2 separate regions of the Mus musculus genome follow, and region 1 is linked to region 2. Evidence: chromatin loops called from intact Hi-C (ENCODE). Cell type or tissue: heart. All regions are shown on one strand. Links, peaks and the distances in the headings refer to the core of each region. The heading gives the core; the rest is flanking DNA.

The links. Hi-C counts contacts between places; a loop is a spot of excess contacts. Peaks named below come from ENCODE experiments on the same cell type or tissue, not always from the same donor. Only the 100,000 strongest peaks of a DNase experiment are listed, where the experiment ranks them.
Region 1: a loop joins it to region 2, with 2.1 times the contacts of the local background. A loop is called at or near these places in 2 of 42 quality-filtered maps.

Annotation. Positions count from the first base shown.
Region 1 is chr8:122,214,557-122,217,464 of GRCm38, reverse strand. It overlaps a transcript of Zfp469 not described here. Among named protein-coding and RNA genes, the nearest start is that of Zfp469, 14 kb to the left of the region's middle. In heart, for the core only: no CTCF peak of the experiment used is centred there; a DNase peak (open chromatin) is centred at 1,624; H3K27me3 peaks cover 293 bases.
Region 2 is chr8:122,161,729-122,164,636 of GRCm38, reverse strand. It overlaps a transcript of Zfp469 not described here. Among named protein-coding and RNA genes, the nearest start is that of Gm39268, 13 kb to the right of the region's middle. In heart, for the core only: a CTCF peak has its summit at 1,429 (motif pointing left); a DNase peak (open chromatin) is centred at 1,416; H3K27me3 peaks cover 303 bases.

The DNA of each region.
Region 1 (2,908 bases), core at 119-2,618, 53 kb before region 2:
GCAGAGCCATCCCTGGGCTAAGGCCCTGGACTGAATGAAAAGGAGGTGCGCTGAGCACCAGCGTTCATCTCTCTCTGCTTCCTGCCTGTGGGTGACCCGTGACCAGCTGTTTCTTGACTATGGGTGCCCTGTAACCTGGTGTCTCAAGCTCCTGCCATCAAGTCTTTCCCACCATGATTTATGTTTCCCTCACAGCGTGAGGACAAGGAAACCCATTCTCCCTTAAGTTGCTTTGGCCAAGTGTTTTCCCCAGCAATGAGAAAAAGAAAAACGAAGAAGCAGCTTGCCCTCCTTTCACGGTGGCTCTGGCCCCCGGGTCTGCACTTCCTCACCCTTTGGCTCATGTCTACCCAATGCAGCGAGAGTGAGCCTGCTTCATCTGTGAACCAGGGTGGTGGGAACAGTTAACACCCTGCAATGGCTGTGGGGATTGTCTGGTGGATTTGTTTTCTGGGTTTTTTTTTTTTTTTTTTTGGGGGGGGGGGAGATAGGATTTCTCTGTGTAGCCCTGACTGTCCTGGAACTCATTCTGTAGACCAGGCTGGCCTCAAACTCTGCTTCTGCCTCCTGAGTGCTGAGATTAAGGGTGTGTGCCAGCATCACTGGCCAGGCTGTTCTGGAACTTGACTTGATCTTGTCTTGTGTATCTTGAACTTGGCTGGCATCGCCTTTGGGGGATCCAGAAGGATCCTCAATGCCACACTGTTCCTAGAAGCCAGCCACCCGACTTGCAAAGATTAACTGCTCATACCTCCTTCTGAGAATAAGAAACAATTGAACAGCAGAGGCCACACCCTCACCTTCCAAGACCACGCCTACAGGCACGTCCTCTACCATCAAGGCCTCCAGGGCCACACCTGCAGCCACGCCTCCTTCCTCATGGCAGTAACTTTGCCAGGTATTCAAGGCAAGAGGGATGCACTGGCTGACCCTGCTTTCCTTAAAGGGGGCAAATCCAATACTCTGGGGTCAGCGCCATGCCTAGAGCAGGAAGATCCCCAACACTGTTCAGCATGTGCTGGAGGCTTCTGTCCATCCCTTGCCCACCCACCATGCACTCATGTGGCTGTGACCTGTTCTTGAGCTATCCAGACAGGTATAGCTCCTCGATGCCCAGCTCCTCCTCGGGCAGAATTGGGGCTGTCGGCTGAGGGAGCAGCTTGTTTGTGTTTGACATAAGCCCTGGATTGTTTTTCTCCCCGAGGCTATTATGCAAAGGCAAGTCCTAAAATAATATTGAATTTCCTCTCATAATTTGGAGGGAGGATACTCATCCGGAATTAAGCTAGGATGGAGATGCTTTCATCTGTGGGCACAGGGGACTTCTGCACGGACTCTGGCTGGGGGTAAGAATGCAGGTCTGTTTGCGCCAGCCCAGGTCCACTGAGTTCACCGGAGTGGAGCTGCTTGGGAGAGCTGTGTTCTTGTGTTTTCATAACTACGTGTCTTGGAAAGCTGGACTCTTCATCGTATTGTTCTGAATTCCAGATGAGGACATGAGCCCTGGACCCTAGAGACCAGAGCCAGAGCCCAGCTGCTGGCCAGCTAGCTGTGTGTCAGGCCCAGGAAGGTGCCCCTGGGACCAGCAGTGCGTGGTGCATAGTGGGTGGTCGGTGTGTTCCTATCAGCTCCAGCACAAAGAGGGCTCACACAGCCTTCCAGTGGTGGCTGCAGCCACTTGCCCTGCTTCAGAATTGCCTGCCTGAGTTTACCATGCGTGTTCCCTTCGGAAGCCTGCCCAGATTTCCTGTCCACAGTACACAGACTTCCAGAGTGGACTGCCTTCTTCCTCGGCTTCTTAGGGAGATAAGGCTGGGCTTCAGAGACAGCCGGACTATGCTCCAATCCCAGCCCCGCTGCTAGCTAGGCTTGGGACCTTGGACTTAAGCTTTCCAGAGCCTTGACTTTTCTCATCTTTAAAGTGATATTGGTATTCACTTCGAGAGATCACCATCTAACTCGTTCTTTATATGATCAAGATTCAGAACCCAAATATTTATTCCAGTTATGCAACAAACCTCAGCAGAGCGTTCACACACCAGTCTCTACAACAAGTTCTGGGGGACACAGAAGAAGACGACGACACAGGTCTAGGCTTGGCTTTGAGCAAAGGTGGATCTCTGTGAGTTCAAGGGCAGCCTGCTCTACGTTAGTGAGTTCCCAGACAGTCATAGCTACAACAAAAACTGTTTTATTTTGGGAAAGTGCTACTTATGAAAAGGCAATTGCAAAATGAAGAGATTCTGTAATGACGGCTTGTTCCCCCTTAAGTAGAATGGGTGGGTTCTGGGGAACCGAGGCCAAGGGACCGATCAGGACTGTCGCCCCAAGTTAGTCAGGAAACAGCAACAAAGTACATTTCTAGCTGAAGAATCGGTGTTTGCTCATCTCTGTGTGGGTTGTCACGGCCTCTTTTAGTAGGAAAATGATTTATTGATGCCAAACAATTCTCCTGCCCCAGTGAAGACCTTCGAATAGTTTGAGTCCGTCTCTCTACCCACGAATCTCTGGGGTGGCATGAGGAAGATACCCATAAACATGACCACAGATAGAACCCCTCCCACGAGGACAAAGGTCTTTCCACAAGCTCCTGGATGGAAAGGCTCGGTGTTAACTACAACCGAGCATCCAAGGCTTGTGCCGCTTGTTGGGGTGAGCTGGTCATCTAACCTCTACGGCAGATAGATCCCCTTCCACTAGTGTATGAGCAGACAACCTAACCGTGCATATCAGTGACTCGCAGCACACTGCTTGGTCCCTTAAGATCTACCTGCCACAAGAGACTGGAACCACTACATGATAGACAAAGAATGTTGAAAAAGGATGGACTCACTCTGGCTCCCAGTTCCAGTCGTGGATGGGTGGGTGCCGTCACTTCTAGGTCCTGGTGCTGGCAGGAAGTGTGTGG
Region 2 (2,908 bases), core at 316-2,815:
ACTGAGTGGCGGCCTCTTGGCACAGACAACCCGATTTGATGGGTCCCTTACTTCCCTTTCATACCTGTCTGACAGAGCCCTGGCACACGCCCAGGCCAGGTGAAGGGCTGGGAGGAGAAGACAGGACATGTCCTCTCTTGATGGCAGACGTCTCAGATCTGGGGCCAGAGGACAGCCCAGCACTGGCTCCCGCACACAGACAGCAGGCTACCCATGTCTAACTCTCCCACAAGAGGGAGGGGGTAGGCAGGAGAGGAACAGGCAGTGAGCACATGGCCGCAGCAGGTGCAGAGAGCCCTGAGGGCACCTGGGTATTGAGGCTCTAACACAGACATCGATCTGCAAGCAGATATCCTTGTGGAACTACGATGAGCAACCCTGCCACTCCATCCTGAGGGCATCAAGCCATAAAGAACTCTGTGGGGCTTTGTAGGCAAGACCCTGGGGGGAACTTGTCAGAACAGGATGGGACGCACTATCTCCAGGGGCCAATGCATGGACCTCCAAGGAGAGATGCCACTGTGTGGGATGGCTGAAGACCAGTTGTGACTTTGTCCAGTGGGATAAGAACACTTCCTACATGACCCTGGGGTCCCTGTGGCTTGTGAAATGGACCCCTTGATGCACGAGAAGGTACACAGCTTTCTGATCACAGGCCACACCACATGTCCCCAGAGCTCGTATATGGATGGTGGTGCCTGCGCCCTCAGGGTGAGGTGGGAGAGAGAAGGGAAAGGGAATCTTGAAGGTATTGTTTGATTTCTCAGCACCTAAGGTCTGTCTGGGTCACTAAGTCAGGTGAGTTGGCAGGCGCTCCTTCACAGCCAGATGCCATTTGGTGGGGCTCATAGCCACCAGAAGGAACCCTATGAGTTTCGAGGCAGAAGTTCTGGGCTCTGGACCAAGTTGTTTGGTTCTGGTAGCATTGCAGCCGGAATCTGGATTGTTCACACCAAGGTAATGACCAGAGATCTCCCCTCCTAACCCTGTGAGTACCTGGTTAACGTGACGGTGTCCTGGCTTCATACAAACATCTATCTGCTCTTTGGATTTGGGGGAAGACAAACCAAAGTAAAGGAGACGGGCAGAAAAGGTAACTAGGTCTGGGGCATGCTGCTCAGAAATGAAGGGTGCCACAGAAGACGTCAGCTGCCTCGAGGCTCCCCCACCCCACCCCAACTCCTGTCCTTCCCTCAATTTTCACACCCGGTTTCAACGTGATCAGAAAAGATGGTCCTCTCTGTCACTACTTCCTTGCAGGTGACTGAGCCCCAGGGGATGTACTTCATCCCAGAAGGACTGGAAGCACACTGCAGCGAAAGCTCCCTGCAACCCCTAGAGGTGTCCAAGGTTGCCAGAGAGACGGTCAACTACCTGGTTCCCAGATACAGGCACTCCCCAGGCCCCGACACTGCCCTCTGGTGGCACAGCCCTGCCTCACAGTCCAGAGGGAGGAGAGCCACAAGGCCTGCTTGCAGTCGGTGGCCTGAGTGGTGAGGCCGGAGGGGACAATGGTTAAACCAAGTGATCTTGGTTAGCATCACTTGGTCAGGCTGAGGAGGGAGGGGTGCTGCTGCTGCCGCTGCCCGCCCCCCTGCAGGGGATGGTTATTGCAAGGCCTACAAAGAACTGCTATACAGCGGGATCCATCCGGAGACTGCACTGCATGGTCGAAGTCCCTGAGATGAAGCATCACATCTGTGTGTCTCTGTGACCTGAGCAGAGAGCCCGACCCCACCCTGTCCCCTGGAAGAGAGAATTCCAGCTGCCCCTGGTCTCCTGGGGGCAGAGCCAGCCCTCAAGAGGGTTCCAGACTCACCCTCCCTGTTGGGTTCAGAGCCTGGCCTGGGAACTCTGAGCAAGCTCAGCAAACCAAGGGGGAACCCCCTTCCCTCCAAGCAGGAGCACATACCATTCACAATCAGCCAAAGACATCTGAGCCATCTCTGGAAGCAAGCCTTCTTCCATAAGAACTCAGAGTCCAGAGTCTCCACTCCTTCTGCACCCCTACCATCAGGCTCTTTCTGCTCCCCCCTCTTACAGACTCAAGTTTCATCTTGGAGTTCTAGGCCCTTAGCCTCATCCACTCCACCATGCCGGAGAGGCCCAGAAAATCACCTGGCAGGTACCACAGGCCACTGAAATTGTTCTCCAGTTATCTGACCAGGAGAACATCCTAACAGAAGATGCAGGCGCATGGTAAACCCCAGGGCCACCCCCACTAGTCTCATGACCACACACAGTAGCTCCGCCCCCTCCTTTGACAGGCAGCTACCTCTCCATCCTGCCATCTCTCCATCATCTTTGACTGTCATCGCCTCAGAGTGAATGGCAGATGTTACTTGTGCCACCTGCAGCCTCTGGCGTGAGTGACATTGATTGAAGCTCAGCCTGTGCTGTCTTCTAGGTCATTTACCGGAGAACTTTGTCAGGGCCCTGAATAGATGAATTCTACAGCAGTAGCCCCAGGTGACTTCGACACTCCCAAGGGAGAAGGTTCTTGGTACCCTTTCCAGAAAACCTCCCCACACTGAGTTGCTCTAATGAATAAAAAACAACAACTAAACCAAATAGTTTGCATAGCAATGCCCTGAGCCTTTGGGGGACATCTAGGCTGACAAATGTCAGGACTCTGTGACAGTTGGTCAGCTGATGGGTCTCCATTGTCCCTATACCGTTAGGTGATCACCAAGGTGTTTGGGACAGAGCATGTCCTCTCAGAGAGTTGGAAGCTGTCAGGACAGCCGTGCTCCCAGGGCAGCCATGCTCCCAGGACAGCCTCCCTTCTTAGGCCTCCCTTAAAAATGTGCCTAGAAGGTTCTTTTGAAAGGGTGTTTTATAGATGTGGCACATGACACACAGCCCACGGAGAAGCTGCAGACGCTACTGAGGCTAGTGACGGGGAAAG